Regions from separate parts of the Homo sapiens genome. Here region 1 is linked to region 2. Evidence: chromatin loops called from intact Hi-C (ENCODE). Cell type or tissue: HepG2. All regions are shown on one strand. Each heading gives the region's core, and the rest is flanking DNA. Links, peaks and the distances in the headings are about the cores only.

Region 1 (10,083 bases), core at 3,469-7,468, 54 kb before region 2:
GAGTCCGCTGGGCGCGGTGACTCATGCCTGTAATCCCAGCACTTTGAGAGCCCGAGGCAGGTGGATCCTTGAGGTCAGAAGTTTGCGACCAGCCTGGCCAACATGGTGAAATCCCTTCTTTACTAAAAATACAAAAATTAGCTGGGTGTGGTGGTGCATGCCTGTAGTCCCAGCTACTCAGGAGGCTAAAGCAGGAGAATTGCTTGAGTCTGGGAGGTGGAGGTTGCAGTGAGCCAAGATCATGCCACTGCACTCCAGCCTAGGCAACAGAGCGAGACTCTGTCTCGAAAAAAAAAAAAAAGAAAAGAAAAAGAATCGAAACTGAGAGTCAGAGGATTAAGTAACTCACACAAGGCCACAGCGCTTATAAGTAGCACAGCTCATATTCCAACCTACGTCTTCACAAAGTTCACATTTTCACATTCTTTCTCTTTTCTTTTCTTTTTTTTTTTTTTTTTTTTGTTTGAGACTGAGTCTCACTCTGTTGCCCACTCACTGCAACCTCTGCCTCCCGGGCCCAAGCAATCCTCCCACCTCAGCCTCCCTAGTAGCTGGGAATACAAGCACATACCACCACACCCAGCTAATTTTTGTATTTTTTGTAGAGATGGGGTTTCACCATGTTGCCTAGGCTGGTCTCAAACTCCTGGGCTCAAGCAGTCCACCCGCCTCAGCCTCCCAAAGTGCTGATTACAGGTGTGAGCCACCACTCTCAAGCCCACAAAGTCCACATTCTTAACAACTCTGCTGTGCCTGCTACCCCAGGTTATGAAGGGCTTTGTGTGCACTAAAAAGCATAAGAATGATACAATGGACTTTGGGGACCCGGGGAAAGGATGGGTTGGGGGTGAGGGATAAAGGACTACAAATTGGGTTCATTGTTACTGCTTGGGTAATGGGTGCAACAAAATCTCACAAATCGCCACTAAAGAACCTACTCATGTAAACCAGATACCACTGGTTCCCCCAAAACCCTATGAAAATAAAAAATTTCTCCTGAAGTTAGTAGAATCTTCTCCATTTGTGTGGTATTTTCACATGTAACACAGACAAAAGCATGGAAAATGTAAGGCAGGTAAAAGTGAAAGCATAGACCCGTTAGGAGACTACTACAATATAACAGAAATGACCATGAAAATGAAGAGCTATTTAAGAAGTTGGTTTGACAGGATTTGCTGATTCATTGTGTGAGGGATGTGGCAGAGAAAGAGTCAAGAATGAATGCCAGAATGTAAAGTATGGCCAGTTTTATCCCTCTCTTGCTTTTTTCCTTTCCTTTTTTTTCTTTCATCTTTTATGTTTCACTCTGAATTCACAGTGGTTTTGTGTTCATATTTATTCATTCGACAAACATTTATGTATCAGTTCTTGGTGATAAAGCAGTGACTGGGACAGACAGAAATTTTTATTCTTGTCAACTTTGCTGTATGATCAGAAAATTGACAAAAATCCCTGCTTTTATAGAGCTTACATTCTAGGAATCAGGGAATTGCAGTGGGTCTATCTGAGTATGTGATAAAAATCTGTTAGTTTTTCTAAAATATCTATTGTTTATGGTGGACAAAGTGATGTCAAGGGAAAATGCAGACACTTTAGGCTGAAATGAAGATGTTGGTCTGACTTCTTTTTGTAATTGCCTTGAACTTCACTTGATTTTGCTTGTCACTAATCCTTATCTTCACCAGTAAAAATCATTCAGTGAGGATTAATAGCGCTTTACTACAGGAGTGGGTGGCTGTCTTTGAATTATTAAAGAGCAATTGTTGCTTCTGTAATGTTTTAAACAAACAAGAACTGTTCCATGTGGTCTCTTCAGTGATGTGGGCCCCACCAGCCAATTATCTTCACCTGCTCCAGCCAGTGCATCTCCTCTTCTCATTTTCTCCCAGAAACCAGATGTAGACAATCAACAAGAATTTCAGTGCCTGTTTCCTAGCTCCCGTTTTGTTTATTTCTCCTGAGTTCCTAATTTTCCCTTTGTTTTTCATGTTTATTTCCTTCTTCAAAATCTTTTCTCCAGGGAGAAAATTGACAATTGATGGCCCCTCAAATCATTCACCTCTGTACCTCCAATAACTTTAATCTTTCCCCCTATTTAATGTTCTCTTTTTTTTCAATGTTGGTTATTTGGGGCTCTTACGCAAGCATTCCTGGAATGCTTTTGTCACTATCTTCTCTCCCACCTGAAGCTCCTCAACCCTCCATACATAATACCTGTAGGTTTTAGTTTTAAAGGTCAGGTCCTTAAAGAAGCCTTCTCTGTGACTCCCTTCCTTATCTGAATTGGGTCCTTCCATTATAATTTTTCAGATTATCCTCTGATTTTTATCATATCATTTATTACAGTTTCTGACTCAGTATTTACTTGAATGACTTTTAATGTCCATCTCCCTTATTAAAATTATAAACTTTATGAGTACAGGAACCTTGTTTGTTTTGCCAGTAATTATATCCCTAGCACCTAATACAGGTGAATGATTTTTTTGTTATATAATATGAAGGCTTACCTTTTCCCAGTAATGATACAGAAGATAGATTATTGAATGGATTATATTATCATTCATTTTATCAGAGGATAGGTTAGTTTTTAAAATCTGCTTTACACTAACTTTTCTATATTGTATAGGAACTTCTGATTTAAATTAATAATAGCTACCCCTTATTGAGCAAATGCTATATGCCAGGTACTAAAGTTCATGTTTAAAGTGTTCCACTAAAAACCAGCCTAATCAAAGCTATACTATACTAAATAACACCTAATTAAAATAATATTCAGTATTCCAAAATAAGGATTTGAAAGATTTAGATCATGATCTGTAATCAAACTTTAAACACTGGTGAATAGTACATCCGTTCCTTCTTTTGTATTCTGGGTTTTTGCCTTCACTCCATGAAAGGTATCACAAACTAGTAGTCGGCTAACTACACATGCCTTGGCCTACAGATGTGTCTTCTTTGACTTTCAGTGTTAAAAATACTTAGATTCAATTAGATGCCAATGTTTCACATAAAAGTCTCAATTTCAGTTTCACTTGAAGAATGGAAAATCCTCCCAGCACCATGCCCACATTCCTGCAGGGAGACAGTTCACCAGGGCAGAGATGCAGCTGCTCCCTTTAGACAGGGCATGTGGTCTCAGATTTACCACCAACCCAAGCTGCCCTGCTTCACCTGCTGACATTCCCTGCGCGTCTGTAGGCATTGGAGTTTGCTACCATTGCTAGAGCTTCTTGGTCCATTTATAATCACTAAAAGGTAAAGTTTCACTCTTAATTCAGTCAGGAGCTTTTTCCTCAACTATTAATAGATTCTCTTTCTCTTTTCTCCTTGATATCTCCATGATATCACATAAAATTTTAGAATTAGAAGGGACCTTAGAAATTATTTCATCTTGAAACTAGGTCTTAAATATATATATATGGTTTTTCTTATTATTGTGGTAAAATATATAACAAAATTTACCATTTACCACTTTTTAATTTGAGAAATCTTTTTTATGGCAATAAAACCTATATAACAAAACTTACCACTTTAACCATTTTTAAGTGTACAGTTCCGTGGCATTAAGTACATTCACAGTGTTGTGCAACCATTATTACCCTCCATCTCCAAAACTCTTTATCTTGCAAAACCGAAACTCAGTAGCCATTAAACAATGACTCCCATTTCTCTCCTCCTCCAGTCCCTAGAAACCACCATTCTACTTTCTGTATCTATGTATTTGACTATTCTAGATACATCAGATAAGTGTGTACAATATCTGTCCTTTTGTGTCTCACTTATGTAACTTAGCATGATGTTTTCAAAGTGCATCCATGTTGTAATATGTATCTGAATTTCATTCCTTTTTATGGCTGAATAATATTCCATTGTGTGTATATACCACATTTTGTTTATTCATTCACCTGTTGATGGCCACTTGGGTTGTTTCTACATTTTCGCTGTTGTAAGTAATGCTGCTATGAATGTAAGTGTACAAATATCTTTCTAGTCCCTGCTTTCCATTACTTTGGGCACATAACTAGAAGTGGGATTACTGTACCATACAGTAATTTTATGTTTAATTTTTTGAGGAACTGCTGTAAAGTTTTCTACAGCAGGTGTATCATTTTACATTCTCACCAGCAATGCATAAGGGTTCCAGTTTCTCCACATCCCCAATAATGCTTGTTGCTATTTTCTATTTTTCTGATAATAGCCATCCTAAAGAATGTGAAGTGGTATCTCATGGTTTTGATTTGCATTTCCTTAATGACAAATGATGTTGAGTGTCTTTTAATATGCTTATTAGCCATTTTATATCTTCTCTAGAGGAGTATCTATTCAAGCCCTTTGCCCTTTTTGAATCAGGCTGTTTTGTCGTTGAGTTGTAGGAGTTCTTCATGTATTCTGGATATTCATTCCTTATCAGGTATATGATTTGCAAATTTTTTTTCTGTTCTGTAGGTCATCTTTTCACTTTTTTTTTATCATATCCTCTGATGTACAAAAGTTCTTAATTTCAATGAAGTCCAATTTATCTGTTTTTCTTTTGTCCTCTGTGTTTTTGGTGTTATATCTAGGAAATCATTTACAAATCCAGTGTCATGGAGATTTCCCCTATGTTTTCTTCTAAGAAATTTCTAGTTTTAGCTCATAAATTTAGGTATTTGATCAATTTTGAGTTAATTTTTATGTAAGGTATTAGGTAAGGGTCCAACTTCATTCTTTTGCACGTGCATATTCAGTTTTCCCAACACCATTTATTGAAAAGACTGTCCTTTCTCCCCTTGAATGGTACCCTTTGCACCCTTGTCAAAAGTCAAATGACCATATATATGAGGATTTTTGTTTCTGGGATTTACATTCTCTTTTGTTGGTTTGCCTGTCCTTATGATTACTGTGGCTTTGTAATAAGTTGGGGTTTTTTTGTTTTGTTTGTTTGTTTGTTTGGTTTGTTTGTTTTGAGATAGAGTCTCACTCTGTTGCCCAGGCTGGAGTGCAGTGGCACGATCTCAGCTCACCGCAACCTCCACCTCCTGGGTTCAAGCGATTCTCCTGCTTCAGCCTCCTGTGTAGCTGGGATTACAGGCACATGCTACCACACCCGCTAATTTTTGTATTTTTAGTAGAGACGGGGTTTCATCATTTTGGTCAGGCTAGTCTTGAACTCCTGACCTTGTGATCCACCTGCTTCGGCCTCCCAAAGTGCTGGGATGATAGGCTTCAGCCACCACACCCAGCCTTGTAATAAGTTTTAAAATCAAGAAATGTGAGTCATCCAACTTTGTTCTTCTTCAAGGTTGTTTTGGGTATTCTTGGTCCTTTTAAAGATATTTTATGAATGGTTTTTTCTATTAAAAAATACCATTGGAATACCATTGGAATTTTGATAGGATTGCAGTGAATCTATAGATCACTTTCGGTGGTAGTATCACCTTGACAATATTAAGTCATTTAATCTATGAACATAGGATGTGTTTCCATTTATTTAGGTCATCTTCAGTTTCTTTCAGCAATTTTTTTTTTAAGAGAAAGTGTCTTGCTCTGTTGCCCTGGCTGGAGTGCAGTGGCACAATCATAGCTAATTGTAGCCTTGAACTCCTGGGCTCAAGCAATCCTCCCACCTCTGCCATCAAGCCCAGCTAATTTTTTATTTCTTTTAGAGATGAGGTCTCACTCTGTTGCCCAGACTGGTCTCAAACTCCTGGCCTCAAGCAATCTTCCTGCCTCTGCCTTCCAAAGCAGAGGGGTTGCAGGCATGAGCTACCACGCCCAGCCTCTTTCAGCGATGTTTTGTAGTTTTCAAGTATACAAGTCTGTCACCTCCTTGGTTAAATTTATTCCTAAGTATTTTATTCTTTTCATGCTATTGTAAATGGAATTGTTTTTCTTAGTTTCCTTTTCATATTTTTCATTGTTAATTTATAAAAATATAATTGATTATTATTATTATTATTTTTTTGAGACAAAGTCTCACTCTGTCGCCCAGGCTAGAGTGTAGTGGCGTGATCTCGGTTCACTGCAACCTCCGCCACCCGGGTTCGAGCAATTCACCTGCTTCAGCCTCCCAAATAGCTGAGATTACAGGGACATGCCACCACCCCAGCATGTAATTGATTTTTGTATCTTGATTTTGTATGCTGCATCTTTGCTGAATTCATTTATTAGGTCTAACAGTTGTGTGTGTGTGTGTGTGTGTGTGTAAAATCTTTAGGGCTTTCTGCATATAAGATCATATCATCTGTGAACAGAGGTTATTTTATTTCTTTCTTTCTAATTTGGATGCCTTGTGGGTTTTTTTTTTTTTTTTTTTTTTTTGTTTGTTTGTTTTTTCCTTAATTGCTCTGGCTAGAACTTCCTGTACTATGATGAATAGAAGTAGTGAAAGCAGGCATCTTTGTCTTTTTCCTGATCTTAGGGGAAAAGTTTTTCAGTACAGCAGGTCCTCAAATAACATAATTGCATTATAACATTGATGAGGAAAAAAAAAATTGATTCCCAGCTGGGGCCACTGTGTGAAATTTGCACATTCTCCCCATGTCTGCATGGATTTTCTCTGGGTACTCCAGTTTTCTACCACAGATGTATGTGTTGGGTTCATTGGTGTGACTAAATGGTCCCAGTGTGAGTGAATGTTGGTGTGTGTGTGTGCTCCCCGAGATGGAATGAGATGTCCTGTACAGGGCTATCCACCTTGTGTCCCAGGCTTCCAGGATAGGCTCTGGCCACCTGCAACCCTAAGCTAGAATAAGCAGGTTGGAAAATGAATGAATACAAATTATTATTGAATACAAATTATTATCAAATACAAATTTATAAAGTAGATGATAATCATACAACTGCACAACAATAAGCGATGAGGTATGAAAGCGTTCAGCTAGCCCACCATATTTGTGATTGTTTTTTAATTCATGGTCGGAGGAGGTGCTCCTTAAATTTTTCTATTTGCAAATATCTATTCCCTTATTTAATCCACCACCACTACAACTGTCGTCATTCAGCGATTCACCAAAAATTGGGTAATCTTACTTGTTGTTATTAACCTTTCTTAAATGTATGTATAGCCCACATTTATTTCAATGTTTAATATTAGAGGTGTGTAGGGTCTTTATTTAGAAGTTGGGTGATTATTTGTGACCAGAAACATGCCATAGGAACTTAACTCTTGTTTATGTCGATTAGCCTATGATGAAATTGGTTTTATTATACCTTGTTTCACTTAAAGTCAGTTTCCAAGAACCTATTGATGAGGTTGAGGACTTTTATTTGGTTTTAAGGTAAAAGTGTGCCAAAAAATTGAGATTCATACAGATAAGTAGCTTCAAATACTAATAGATTTGTTTTTAACATTTTGACTGATCTTTTTTTAGCTTTACTAATGTTCAGAAAGGGAGTAATAGTAAATTTGTGTTTCAAAGCTGAGTTGCTCACATTCCTAATTAATGAGTAATCACTCTGGAGAAATCAACAAATTTTCTCAGCTAGTTTAAAAATTTTATTGTTTGGAGAAAAATAAATGTATATTATAACATCATATATAAGTTGTTCAATGGTATTATTTTTTGAAAAGATCAGATGACTCAAAGGCTAGTATGACTGAACTGTGTCTGCCCCCCCCAAATTCCCATGTTGAAGCCATACCTCCAATGTGACTATATTTGAAGAAATTCCTCCTGTAAGGAGGAAATTAAGGTTAAGAGAGGTGATAAGGGTAGGGCTTCATCAGATAGGAAGGATTAGTATCCTTGCAAGAAGAGACACCGGAACTGGTGTCCCTGTAAGAGGAGATACCAGAGAGCTGCCCATGCCCCTCCACGTGAGGACACAGTGAGAAGGCAGCTGTCTGCAAACCAAGGAGAGAGCCTTTACCAGACACCAACTCTGCTGGCACCTTGATCTCAGACTTCCAGTCCCCAGAACTGTGAGAAAATTAATTTCTGCTGTTTAAGTCACTCAGTCTATGGTATTTGTTACGGCAGCCCGGACAGACTAACACAGAGGTCTTCTTTTTAACTCACAGTTTCAGCACAGAAAGATTCATTTTATTTTGCATGTTGACTCCAAAACCTGTTTTGATTTATCATTAACATTTTATCTGAAGTTGTGAGTATGGCCGTGTTGTGACCCTGCGTTATCAAATTGAGCCATCTAATTTATTTCCACATTGATAAACTTATATTCAATGGATTTTAGTTTAAGGTAGAAATAATGGTAATTACTTTTTTTTTTTAACTGTAGTCCTCATACCTGCCTTATGTCAATCAGGAAACTTTAGTATAAAAGAATAAATTTTGATACAACTGCTTATATCCCTGCAAATAACTCAGAAAGATCTGCAGCTTAAAGACTTTGTCCTAATAAAACTGACAGCCTGTATCAATCTGTATGTTATCCAATGTAATATTTTTTAAAATGTAAATGTTAATTTTGAAAACTGCATGTGTAATTTTGGCCAGGCACAGTGGCTTATGCCTGTAATCCCAGTACTTTGAGAGGCTGAGGTGGGCAGATCATTTGAGGCCAGGAGTTCAAGACCAACCTGGCCAACATGGTGAAACCCTGTCTCTATTAAAAACACAAAAATTAGTGAAGCACGGTGGCGCGCGCCTGTAATTGCAGCTACTCAGGAGGCTGAGGTGGGAGAATTGTTTGAACCTAGGAGGCAGAGGTTGCAGTGAGCCAAGATCATGCCACTGCACTCCAATATGGGTGACAGAGCAAGACTCCATCTCAAAAAAAAGAAAAGAAAACTTCTTGTATAATTTTAACTGCTAGTGCTTATCTACACAATATTTTTGGCTGCCTTCTCTTTTATGTGATCCTCTACTCCTTGAATTTTTTTCTGCCATTGCCTTTCCAGTCACCGTACAAATATGACTACCTTATACTACTTTGTTAGTATCTTAACACTTAAAGACTTCCATTTTATAATTATCAAGCATTTTATAAAATAATAAATTTACTTTGCATTTGCTTCTATACCAGATCATATAAGTAAAAGGAGAGCTTGACAACATCTGTCTTCTCATCCAGTATAAAGATTTTATGTAATCTCAGCTTTCATGCCAATATAGTCCTGGATTAAAAAGAAAATAAAAAGACCAGAGCAGATAATAATTTCCTAATCAGTGGCACATTTACAGTTGCAAATATATATATATATTTGTGGAGTAGGAGAAATTCCACAAATGAGTTAACCTATGAGCACAGGTTGATAGTGTGTGTATATTAAAATTTACTGTGTAACATATTTAGTGTACATTTTGTTTTTCTTATAGACTTTAAATAAAAGTATGTTTTTAATAAGAATTGAAATTAAACTTTTATAGAAACTTCTAAGTGCCTCTGCAAATTTCTAAGCTTCTGTGGAACATGGTTTGAAAACTACTGATCTACTTCAACCCTTCCCCATTGTGTAAATATAAAAATCAAAGCCAAGGTCTCCTAGTCACTTGGTAGGACCTGTAAAACCAAGACTAAATTCAGGTCTTCTGGTTGTCAGTCAAATGTTCTAGCCATTATCATGCTCTGCTGCTAAATGAACATATACATTTTGTGTCATTTAGTCTCTGAGATGAATGTATGATTTTGTAGCCCAAAACGTAATTGTAGTAGTTAAGGCATAAGAATGCATTGCCCATGTGATTTTATTTCTTCTTTCATTGTTTTACAGATGAAGGTAAAGTAGCTACAAGTTCTTTAATTTTAAGTTCCATTTTACCTATCTTCAAGAGAAAAAATAGTTACTCCACCTGGTTTAAAATTTAAAAATAATAATTCTTATTAGAGAGGGACGTATAATACTTGTTTATTGGATATTTCATGCTTTGAAGGACATAATAAGCAGATTTTGGAAGTTCTTTGAAAATACAAGAGTTTTATTGTTGTTGTTGTTGCTGTTTATTTTATTATTATTATTTTTTTTTTGAGACAGAGTCTCACTCTGTAGCCCAGGTTGGAGTGCAGTGGCACGATCTCACTCACTGCTACCTCCTCCTCCTGGGTCCTGGTTCCAGCAATTCTCCTGCCTCAGCCTCCCAAATAGCTGGGATTACCGGCATGTGCCACCATGCCCAGCTAATTTTTGTGTTTTTAGTAGAG
Region 2 (10,083 bases), core at 2,441-6,440:
TATTGGCTGTGGGTTTGTCATAAGTAGCTCTTATTATTTTGAGATACGTTCCATCAATACCTAGTTTATTGAGAGTTTTTAGCATGAAGGGCTGTTGAATTTTGTCAAGGCCTTTTCTGCATCTATTGAGATAATCAAGTGGTTTTTGTCTTTGGTTCTGTTTATATGATGGATTACATTTATTGATTTGCGTATGTTGAGCCAGCCTTGCATCCCAGGGATGAAACTAACTTGATCGTGGTGGATAAGGTTTTTGATGTGCTGCTGGATTTGGTTTGCCAGTATTTTATTGAGGATTTTTGCATTGAAGTTCATCAGGGATATTGGTCTAAAATTCTCTTTTTTTGTTGTGTCTCTGCCAGGCTTTGGTATCAGGATGATGCTGGCCTCATAAAATGAGTTAGGGAGGATTCCCTCTTTTTCTATTGATTGGAATAGTTTCAGAAGGAATGGTACCAGCTCCTCTTTGTACCTCTGGTAGAATCCATCTGGTCCTGGACTTCTTTTGGTTGGTAGGCTATTAATTATTTCCTTAATTTCAGAGCCTGTCTATTCAGACATTCAACTTCTTCCTGGTTTAGTCTTGGGAGAGTGTATATGTCCAGGAATTTATCCATTTCTTCTAGATTTTCTAGTTTATTTGCGTAAATGTGTTTATAGTATTCTCTGATGGTAGTTTGTATTTCTGTGGGATCGGTGATGATATCCCCTTTAACATTTTTTATTGCATCTATTTGATTCTTCTCTCTTTTCTTCTTTATTCATCTTGCTAGCGGTCTATCAATTTTGTTGATCTTTAAAAAAAAAAAAACCAGCTCCTGGATTCATTGATTTTTTTGTAGGGTTTTTTGTGTCTCTATCTCTTTCAGTTCTGCTCTGATCTTAGTTATTTCTTGCCTTCTGCTAGCTTTTGAATTTGTTTGCTCTTGCTTCTCTAGTTCTTTTAATTGTGATGTTAGGGTGTCGATTTTAGATCTTTCCTGCTTTCTCTTGTGGGCATTTAATGCTATAAATTTCCCTCTACACACTGCTTTAAATGTGTCAGAGATTCTGGTACGTTGTGTCTTTGTTCTCACTGGTTTCAAAGAACATCTTTATTTCTGCCTTCATTTAGTTATTAACCCAGTAGTCATTCAGGAGCAAGTTGTTCAGTTTCCATGTAGTTGTGCAGTTTTGCGTGAATTTCTTAATCCTGAGTTCTAATTTGATGGCATTGTGGTCTGAGAGACAGTTTGTTGTGATTTCTGTTCTTTTACATTTGCTGAGGAGTGCTTTACTTCCAATTATGTGGTCAATTTTAGAATAAGCGTGATGTGATGCTGAGAAGAATGTATATTCTGTTGATTTGGGGTGGAAAGTTCTGTAGATGTCTATTAGGTCTGCTTGTTGCAGAGCTGAGTTCAGGTCCTGGATATCCTTGTTAACCTTATGTCTTGTTGAACTGTCTAATATTGACAGTGGGGTGTTAAAGTCTCCCATTATTATTGTGTGGGAGTCTAAGTCTCTTTGTAGGTCTCTAAGGACTTGCTATATGAATCTGGGTGGTCATGTATTGGGGGTGCATATATATTTAGGATAGTTAGCTCTTCTTGTTGAATTGATCCCTTTACCATTATGTAATGGCCTTCTTTGTCTCTTTTGATCTTTGTTGGTTTAAAGCCTGTTTTATCAGAGACTAGGATTGCAATCCCTGCTTTTTTTTGCTTTCCATTTGCTTGGTAGGTTTTTTTTTTTTTTTTTTTTTTGAGACGGAGTCTTGCTCTGTCACGCAGGCTGGAGTGCACTGGTGCCATCTCAGCTCACTGCAAGCTCCGCCTCCCGGGTTCACGCCATTCTCCTGCCTCAGCCTCCCGAGTAGCTGGGACTACAGGCGCCTGCCACCACGCCTGGCTAATTTTCTTTGTATTTTTAGTAGAGACGGGGTTTCACCATGTTAGCTAGGATGGCCTCGATCTCCTGACCTCGTGATCTGCCCACCTCAGCCTCCCAAAGTGCTGGGATTATAGGCGTGAGCCACCGCACCTGGCCTGTTTGGTAGATCTTTCTCCATCCCTTTATTTTCAGCCTATGTGTGTCTTTGCACGTGAGATGGGTCTCCTGAATACAGTACACTGATAGGTCTTGCCTCTTTTTCCAATTTGCCAGTCTGTGTCTTTTAATTGGGGCATTTAGCCCATTTACATTTAAGGTTAATATTTTTGTGTGTGAATTTGATCCTGTCATTAAGATGTTCGCTGGTTATTTTGCCTGTTAATTGATGCAGTTTCTTCAAAGCATCGATGGTCTTTACAATTTGGCATGTTTTTGCAGTGGCTGGTACCAGTTGTTTCTTTCCATGTTTAGTGCTTCCTTCAGGAACTCTTGTAAGGCAGGCCTGGTGGTGACAAAATCTCTCAGCATTTGCTTGTCTGTAAAGGATTTTATTTCTCCTTCATTTATGAAGTTTAGTTTGGCTGGATATGAAATTCTGGGTTGAAAATTCTTTAAGAATGTTGAATATTGGCCCCCACTCTCTTCTGGCTTGTAGGGTTTCTGCCGAGAGATCCACTGTTAGTCTGATGGGCTTCCCTTTGTGGGTAACTCAACCTTTCTCTCTGGCTTCCCTTAACACTTTTTCCTTCATTTCAACCTTGGGGAATCTGATAATTATGTGTCTTGGGGTTGCTCTTCTCAAAGAGTATCTTTGTGGTGGTGTCTGTATTTCCTGAATTTGAATGTTGGCCTGCCTTGCTAGGTTGGGGAAGTTCTCCTGGATAACATCCTGCAGAGTGTTTTCCAACTTTGTTCTATTCTCCCCATCACTTTCAGGTCCACCAATCAAACATAGATTTGGTCTTTTCACATAGTCCCATATTTCTTGGAGGCTTAGTTCATTTCTTTTTAGTCTTTTTTCTCTAACCTTGTCTTCTCGCTGTATTTCTTTTCTTTTTTTTTTTTTTTTTTTTTTGAGACAGTCTCACTGTGTCGCCCAGGCTAGAGTGCAATGGCACGATCTTGGCTCACTGCAACCTCCGCCTCCCAGGTTCAAGCAATTCTCCTGCCTCAGCCTCTTGAGTAGCTGGGATTACAGGTGCCTGCCACCACGCCCAGCTAATTTTTGTATTTTTAGTAGAGACGGGGTTTCACCATGTTGGTCAAGCTGGTCTCAAACCCCCGACCTCGTGATCCACCTGCCTCGGCCTCCCAAAGTGCTGGGATTACAGGTGTGAGCCACCGCGCCTGGCCTCTTGCTGTATTTCATTAATTTGATCTTCAATCACTGACACCCTTTCTTCCACTTGATCGAATCAGCTATTGAAGCTTGTGCATGCGTCACGAAGTTCTTGTGCCATGGTTTTCAGCTCCATCAGGTCATTTAAGGTCTTCTCTACACTGTTTATTCTAGTTAGCCATTTGACTAATCTTTTTTCAAGGTTTTTAGCTTCCTTGCGATGGGTTCGAAAATTCTTCTTTAGCTCGGAGAAGTTTGTTATTACCAACCTTCTGACGCCTACTTCTGTCAACTCTTCAAAGTCATTCTCTGTCCAGCTTTGCTCTGTTGCTGGTGAGGAGCTGCGATCCTTTGGAGGAGAAGAGGTGCTCTGATTTTTAGAATTTTCAGCTTTTCTGCTCTGGTTTCTCCCCATCTTTGTGGTTTTATCTACCTTTGGTCTTTGATGTTCATGACCTACAGATGGGGTTTTGGTGTAGATGACCTTTTGGTTGATGTTGATGCTATTCCTTTCTGTTTGTTAGTTTTCCTTCTAACAGTCAGGTCCCTCAGCTGCAGGTCTGTTGGAGTTTGCTGGAGTTCCACTACAGACCCTGTTTGCCTGGGTATCACCAGCGGAGGCTGCAGAACAGCAAATATTGCTGCCTGATCCTTCCTCTGGAAGCTTCGTCCCAGAGGGCAGCCACCTATATATGAGGTGTCTGTCGGCCCCTACTGGGAGGTGTCTCCCAATTAGGCTTCATGGGAGTCAGGGATCCACTTGAGGAGGCAGTCTGTCCTTTCTCAGAGCTCAAACGCTGTGCTGGGAGAACCACTGCTCTCCTCAGAGCTGTCAGACAGGGACGTTTAAGTCTGCAGAAGTTGTCTGCTGCCTTTTGTTCAGCTATGCCCTGCCCACAGAGGTGGAGTTAGAGGCAGTAGGCCTTGTAGAGCTGCGGTGGGCTCCGCCCAGTTTGAGCTTCCCAGCCGCTCTGTTTACCTACTCAAGCCTCACCAAAGGCAGATGCCCCTCCCCCAGCCAGGCTGCCGCCTCGCAGATCAATCTCAGACTGCTGCGCTAGCAGTGAGCAAGGTTCTGTGGGCGTGGGACCTGCCAAGCTTGGCACAGGAGAGAATCACCTTGTCTGCCAGTTGCTAAGACCTTGGGAAAAGCACAGTATTTGGGCGGAGAGTGTCCCGTTTTTCCAGGTAGTCTGTCACGGCTCCCCTTGGCTAGGAAAGGGAACTCCCCGACCCCTTGTGCTTCCTGGGTGAGGCGACGCCCCACCCTGCTTCAGCTCGCCCTCCATGGGCTGCACCCACTGTCCAATGAGTCCCAGTGAGATGAACCAGGTACCTCAGTTGGAAATGCAGAAATCACCCATCTTCGGCATAGGTCATGCTGGGAGCTACAGAACGGAGCTGTTCCTATTCAGCCATCTTGGAACACTGCCCACTTCTTTTTTTTTTTTTTTTTTTTTTTTTTGAGATGGAGTTTCACTCTTGTTGCCCAGGCTGGAGTGCAATGGTGCGAGCTCGGCTCACCACAACCTCCACCTCCCGGGTTCAAGCAATTCTCCTGCCTCAGCCTCCCGAGTAGCTGGGATTACAGGCATGCACCACCACGCCCAGCTAATTTTGTATTTTTAGTAGAGACAGGGTTTCTCCACGTTGGTCAGGCTGGTCTCGAACTCCTGACCTCAGATGATCTGCCCACCTTGGCTTCCCAAAGTGCTGGGATTACAGGCGTGAGCCACCATGCCCGGCCTTATCCCCATCTTAATGATGATGGAATTGAAGCTCAAAAAATTTAAGTAACTAACTTGCCCCAGATCATTTGTCTAGTAACCAGTGGAGCTGAGCTATGAACCCAGAACCCAGGATTGACTAACTCCAAAAAATGTGCTTTCAACCATGAGGACAATCCTAAGAGTCACCTGAGCTATTTAATTAAATGTGGATTCTCACTCTCTTGACCCCAGGGATTCTGATTTTGCTTCTGTGGGTTTAGGGTACAGGTGATTCATGATCATATGTTGAGATGCATTGAGATATACTACATTGCTTTTAGGGTTTCACATCTGTATAGGGAGGCATAGGGATAAAATTCATTGAACGTTTTTTTAACTGTGTACTGTGTGCCAGTCCCCTTGATATGTATAAGCAAGTGAGATGGAGTCCCTACCCTCAAGACTTGGTCTAATGGGACCTTGGAACCCTGCCTTGACTCTGTCAGACTACCTCACTTGAGCAAGCCACTTACTCTTTAAGCCTTAGTTTCTCTATCTGTAAAATGGAGATAGTCAATTACTTACTTCAGAGCAAAAGGCCTGATCTATGATCCTGTGATTCCCAAGGCTCTTTTAAGTTGTGAAGTCACAGGGTGGACTAACTTCCAATGCTGAGAACAATGATGGGGTGGTGATGGGTCAGATAGACAAATAAATCAATAATTCAACCACCAATAAATAGTGGAATATGTAAAAGCATGCGCTTTGGAATCTGGCAGATCCATGATTCAAAGCTCGAATGTGCTTGCCTCTTGCTAGTTACGTAACTGGGCAAATTACTTCACTGCCCTGTGTCTGCAAGTAAAATGAGGACAGTACTTACCCTATAGGACTGCTGCGAGACATTCAATGAGAGTAATGATGCACAGCACTCAGTACAGCAGCTTAAAAACAGGTAACACCATGAAGCACTACAGAAGCAGTGATCAATAAATGGTTTAGAGACAGTAAACATCCAAAGACGCAGAAGAGTTTTACAGTTTTACAGCCTACTATTTTATAGTTTAAATTTGGTTACATTTTTTGTTGTTTTTAATATAACTTACATGGAAATCTTTTTAAAATGTATATGATACGTATACAGTGGCCTTCCCTGCCATCTTATGTAATTTAACTCCTCTAGGCATCTAAGCATCATCTTTGTCATCATAAATTATTTTACTCTGCTGGAAAAGATCATTGCCTTCAGGACCCACTGAAATGTACCCTAAATGTATCCAGATTATATTTAAAATATATTTTTCTGCCTCTCTGTTAGGTCATGTAGTTAATGCCTAATTATAGTTCTTTTTCCTCTCCTTGTTTACCCTGTCTAATCTGTATTGGGCTTAGAAACTAGTGGCCAAGCTTGTTAAAACTGCGAGTATAATCAGAGTATGTCTTGGAACCCTGTAAGTTAGCCACACGAGCTTTTGTATGTGGACTTCATGAAATCTTCTTGCCTACTTGGAGACTTATTGACATTTAGATATTTGGCATTGCCTATTAGTTAAGTTTTAAATTGACTAGATATTACTGTGTAAGGTACAGATACCTGAAAAAAAATTCCATTATTCTCAGCTTTGGAAGTTGATCCAATCTATGACTTCACAACTTAAAAGAGCCTTGGGAATCATGGGCTCATAGGTCTGGCCTTTTACTCTCAAGTAAATAGCAATTGATTATTATCTCTTTTTTACAGACAAAGAAATTGATCCCTAAGTGTAAGTAGCTTGTTCAAGTGAGGTAGTCTGGCAAAGTCAAGGCAGAGTTTCAAGTCTCCCAAGCCTGCCCTTCCGCTCTGCCACACTGTTCCCAGGAGGAAACAATCATCTTAGGCTGTAGAAAGGAAGGAAAACTATCAATAAATATGGTTAAAGATTAGAAAAATGGCCCAGCACGATGGCTAATGCCTATAATCCCAACACTTTGGGAGGATTGCATGAGCCCAGGAGTTTGAAACCAGCCTGGGCAACATAGTAAACACAGTGACATCCCTACAAAAAAAAAATTGCTGAGCATAGTGATATGTGCTTGTACTCTCAGCTACTCTGGAGACTGAAGCAGAAGGATCACTTCAGCCCAGGAATTCGAGGGTGCAATAAGCTATGATCACACCACTGTACTCTAGCCTGACAACAGAGCAAGACCCTGTCTCAAAAAAAAAAAAAAAAAAAAAAATATATATATATATATATATATATATATTAGAAAAATGAGATCTATGGAGGATATTGTAACTATTCAGTTCTATGCCCTTATTTTGATAGATGTTTTTCCTGTCACTCCTGCCCTCATTTGAAGGGGTTTATAACCTTAGTATGCCATCAGTGAGCCTGAACATCTCTATAAGGGAGGACCAAGGGGCATTATAATAAGATCCAAAAACATAGAATTATAAAAGATGATGATCTTTTCATCATGGATGAAACAAGGTGTAGGGAAGGAACTAAATGGCATTCAGGTGACTTAGAGGGGGAAGAAAGAGCCACTGAGAACGAGGGACATGGAAACAGGTTTCTGAAGGAAGATACATACTTGACCATCTCTGTGGATGGTTTCCTGCCTGCCGGCCTGCCATCCTTCCTTCCACAGCTTTGTTAAGATACAATTTATATACCATAAATCAAAATGGCTTTTTAAAAAATAAATCTTCTTAAATAATTCTTTTTTATTTTTTATTTTTTTTGAGGCAGAGTCTTGCTCTGTCACCCAGGCTGGAGTGCAGTGGCATGATCTCAGCTCACTGCAACCTCCGCCTCCCAGGTTCAAGCAGTTCTGCCTCAGCCTCCCTAATAGCTGGGATTACAGGTGTGCACCACTGTGCCTGGCTAATTTTTGTATTTTTAGTAGAAACGTGGTTTGCCATGTCGGCCAGGCTGGTCTCGAACTCCTGACCTCAAGTGATCCACCGGCCTCGGCCTCCCAAAGTGCTGGGATTACAGGCATGAGCCACTGCAGCCAACCAAAAAATAAATCTTATTCTTCTGATTGCAAGAAAGCACATATCATCCACGGTCCCCAAACACTGAGTTAACTACTATTTTTAACTCTGTTGATGTATCCCATTCTTTTCCCTATGCAAATTTTTATTCTTTTTTTTGTTGTTATTTTAAAGCAAACATGGAACCATACTCTATATGACAATTTTTATTTTGCTCTTTCCTCTTAATATCATGAGGTCATGTACTTTGTTTTCATCTTAAACTCATTTCATCAGATGAATTAAATCTTTATTGTAAAAGCTTCCAAAGAGAAATTCCTCATCTGGGGTTGAAAATTCAGATGCCAACACTGGCCAGGCAGGTCATATAAGAAGCATACGTGTTATTCGGTGGTAAACTGGCAACAGCATCCTCTTCCCCAGCTCCAGCTGATTGTGGTCATGCAGGAATGCTGGCCCATCATTACCAGGTCTTCTGATTTTTTTCTAAAAAAGAGAGCTATCTGAAATCTAGATTGTGTTGTGGGAAATATCTTAATGTTTTGCCTCAAAATTTAAAAAGTACACTTCAAGCCAAACAAAACCTGGCTGCCAGCTATATTCTCTGTCCCAGACAGTGAGTGCTAAGAGTTTCACAAGCATTATCTCATGTATTCTTCACAGCAGTCTTGCTCCTCTAATGGTTATTTATTAGGAACCAACAATGAATAAAAAATCAAAATCCTTGCTCTCTTGGAGCTTCTGTTGGGGAGACAGTTACTGCTCTGGAGAAAAAATAAAGCAGGAAAACAAGATGGGGGTAGAGGGAGAGTTCACAGCATTCCCACTCTGCTAGCAAGTTATGTGCTAGATGGTCAGATTATGACTGGGCACCGTGGCTCACGCCCGTAATCCCAACACTTTGAGAGGCCGAGGTGGGTGGATCACCTGAGGTCAGGAATTCAAGACCAGCCTGGCCAATGTGGTGAAATCCCACCTCTACTAAAAATACAAAAATTAGCCAGTGTGGTGGCTTGAACCCGGGAGGCGGACGTTGCAGTGAGCCGAGATCATGCCATTGCACTTCAGCCTGGGTGACAAGAGTGACTCTGTCTCAAAAAACAAACAAACAAATTATGCGCTACCCAGTCTTTGTGCTACTTCCTCAACCACAGAGAATGACAATGAAAGAATCCTAGAATGTTAAACCCAAAAGCAACCGTCACAATTATTGAGATTAAAAGGTTTGTACATTTTCAAATAGTTCTTAATGGTCTTACTTTTTTTTTTTTTTTTTTTTTTTTTTTGAGACAGAGGCTCGTTCCGTCACCCAGGCTGGAGTGCAGTGGTGCGATCTCGGCTCACTGCAACCTCCACCTCCCAGGTTCAAGCAATTCTTCTGCCTCAGCCTCCTGAGTAGCTGGGATTACAGGCACGTGCCACCACGCCTGGCTAGTTTTTGTATATTTAGTAGAGACGGGGTTTCACCATGTTGGTCAGGCTGGTCTCGAACTCCTGACCTCGTGATCTGCCCACCTCAGACTCCCAAAGTGCTGGGGCATAAGCCACCGCACCCGGCCTTAATGGTCTTACTTTTAAAAAATCCTTTGATGTCTTCTCATTGCTCATACTTTTGTTTACTTTCTTAATTTTAAAAATAGGTTATACATGAAAATGACAAAATTCAAAAGGGTATACAATCTTATATACTTTAAAATATACTTTACTTAGTCTATCCTATATACTTTAAAATGTATTTTACTTAGTCTAATCAGCCGTGATCATTTATTTATACGTGAGGCATGACAGGAAGAAATTGAGGCACAGAGTTGGTATCCAATGGAAGGCCACCCATTGATGGAGAAACCAAACCCCAGTGAGTAAAACCAGACTTTGTCTTTCAGAATTCTTGTGCATAAATGAAGTTGGGTAGATTCATCCTGATGCCACTGGATATTTTTCATTTTTTTTCTTTACTTTTTGTATGCCTGCCAGTCTCAGTGAAAGATAAGGATCAGGGTTCAGAAAGCCTAACTATTGTGTCGTTTCCCAGGATGGAGAGCACTATCATTTGGTTCACATTTTTATTAAAATAAGATGAGTGATTCACTCACATTACAGGCAAAGGATCCTTTACCAGGAAACCATACTTTGAAAAACAAAGCTGATGGCTTTAAGGAACAGTAACTACTAACATCAAT

What was found. Hi-C counts contacts between places; a loop is a spot of excess contacts. Peaks named below come from ENCODE experiments on the same cell type or tissue, not always from the same donor. Only the 100,000 strongest peaks of a DNase experiment are listed, where the experiment ranks them.
Region 1: a loop joins it to region 2, with 2.1 times the contacts of the local background. A loop is called at or near these places in 1 of 110 quality-filtered maps.

The regions. Positions count from the first base shown.
Region 1 is chr11:47,059,818-47,069,900 of GRCh38, forward strand. The region is part of intron 3 of CSTPP1 (centriolar satellite-associated tubulin polyglutamylase complex regulator 1); the gene reads left to right. Among named protein-coding and RNA genes, the nearest start is that of ARFGAP2, 110 kb to the right of the region's middle. In HepG2, for the core only: no CTCF peak of the experiment used is centred there; no DNase peak of the experiment used is centred there.
Region 2 is chr11:47,114,953-47,125,035 of GRCh38, forward strand. All of the region lies in intron 3 of CSTPP1 (centriolar satellite-associated tubulin polyglutamylase complex regulator 1), which reads left to right. LOC124902671 (a long non-coding RNA gene) reads right to left here. Exons shown (of 2, transcript XR_007062666.1): 2 at 9,953-10,083. Among named protein-coding and RNA genes, the nearest start is that of ARFGAP2, 57 kb to the right of the region's middle. In HepG2, for the core only: no CTCF peak of the experiment used is centred there; a DNase peak (open chromatin) is centred at 4,189; H3K4me3 peaks cover 870 bases.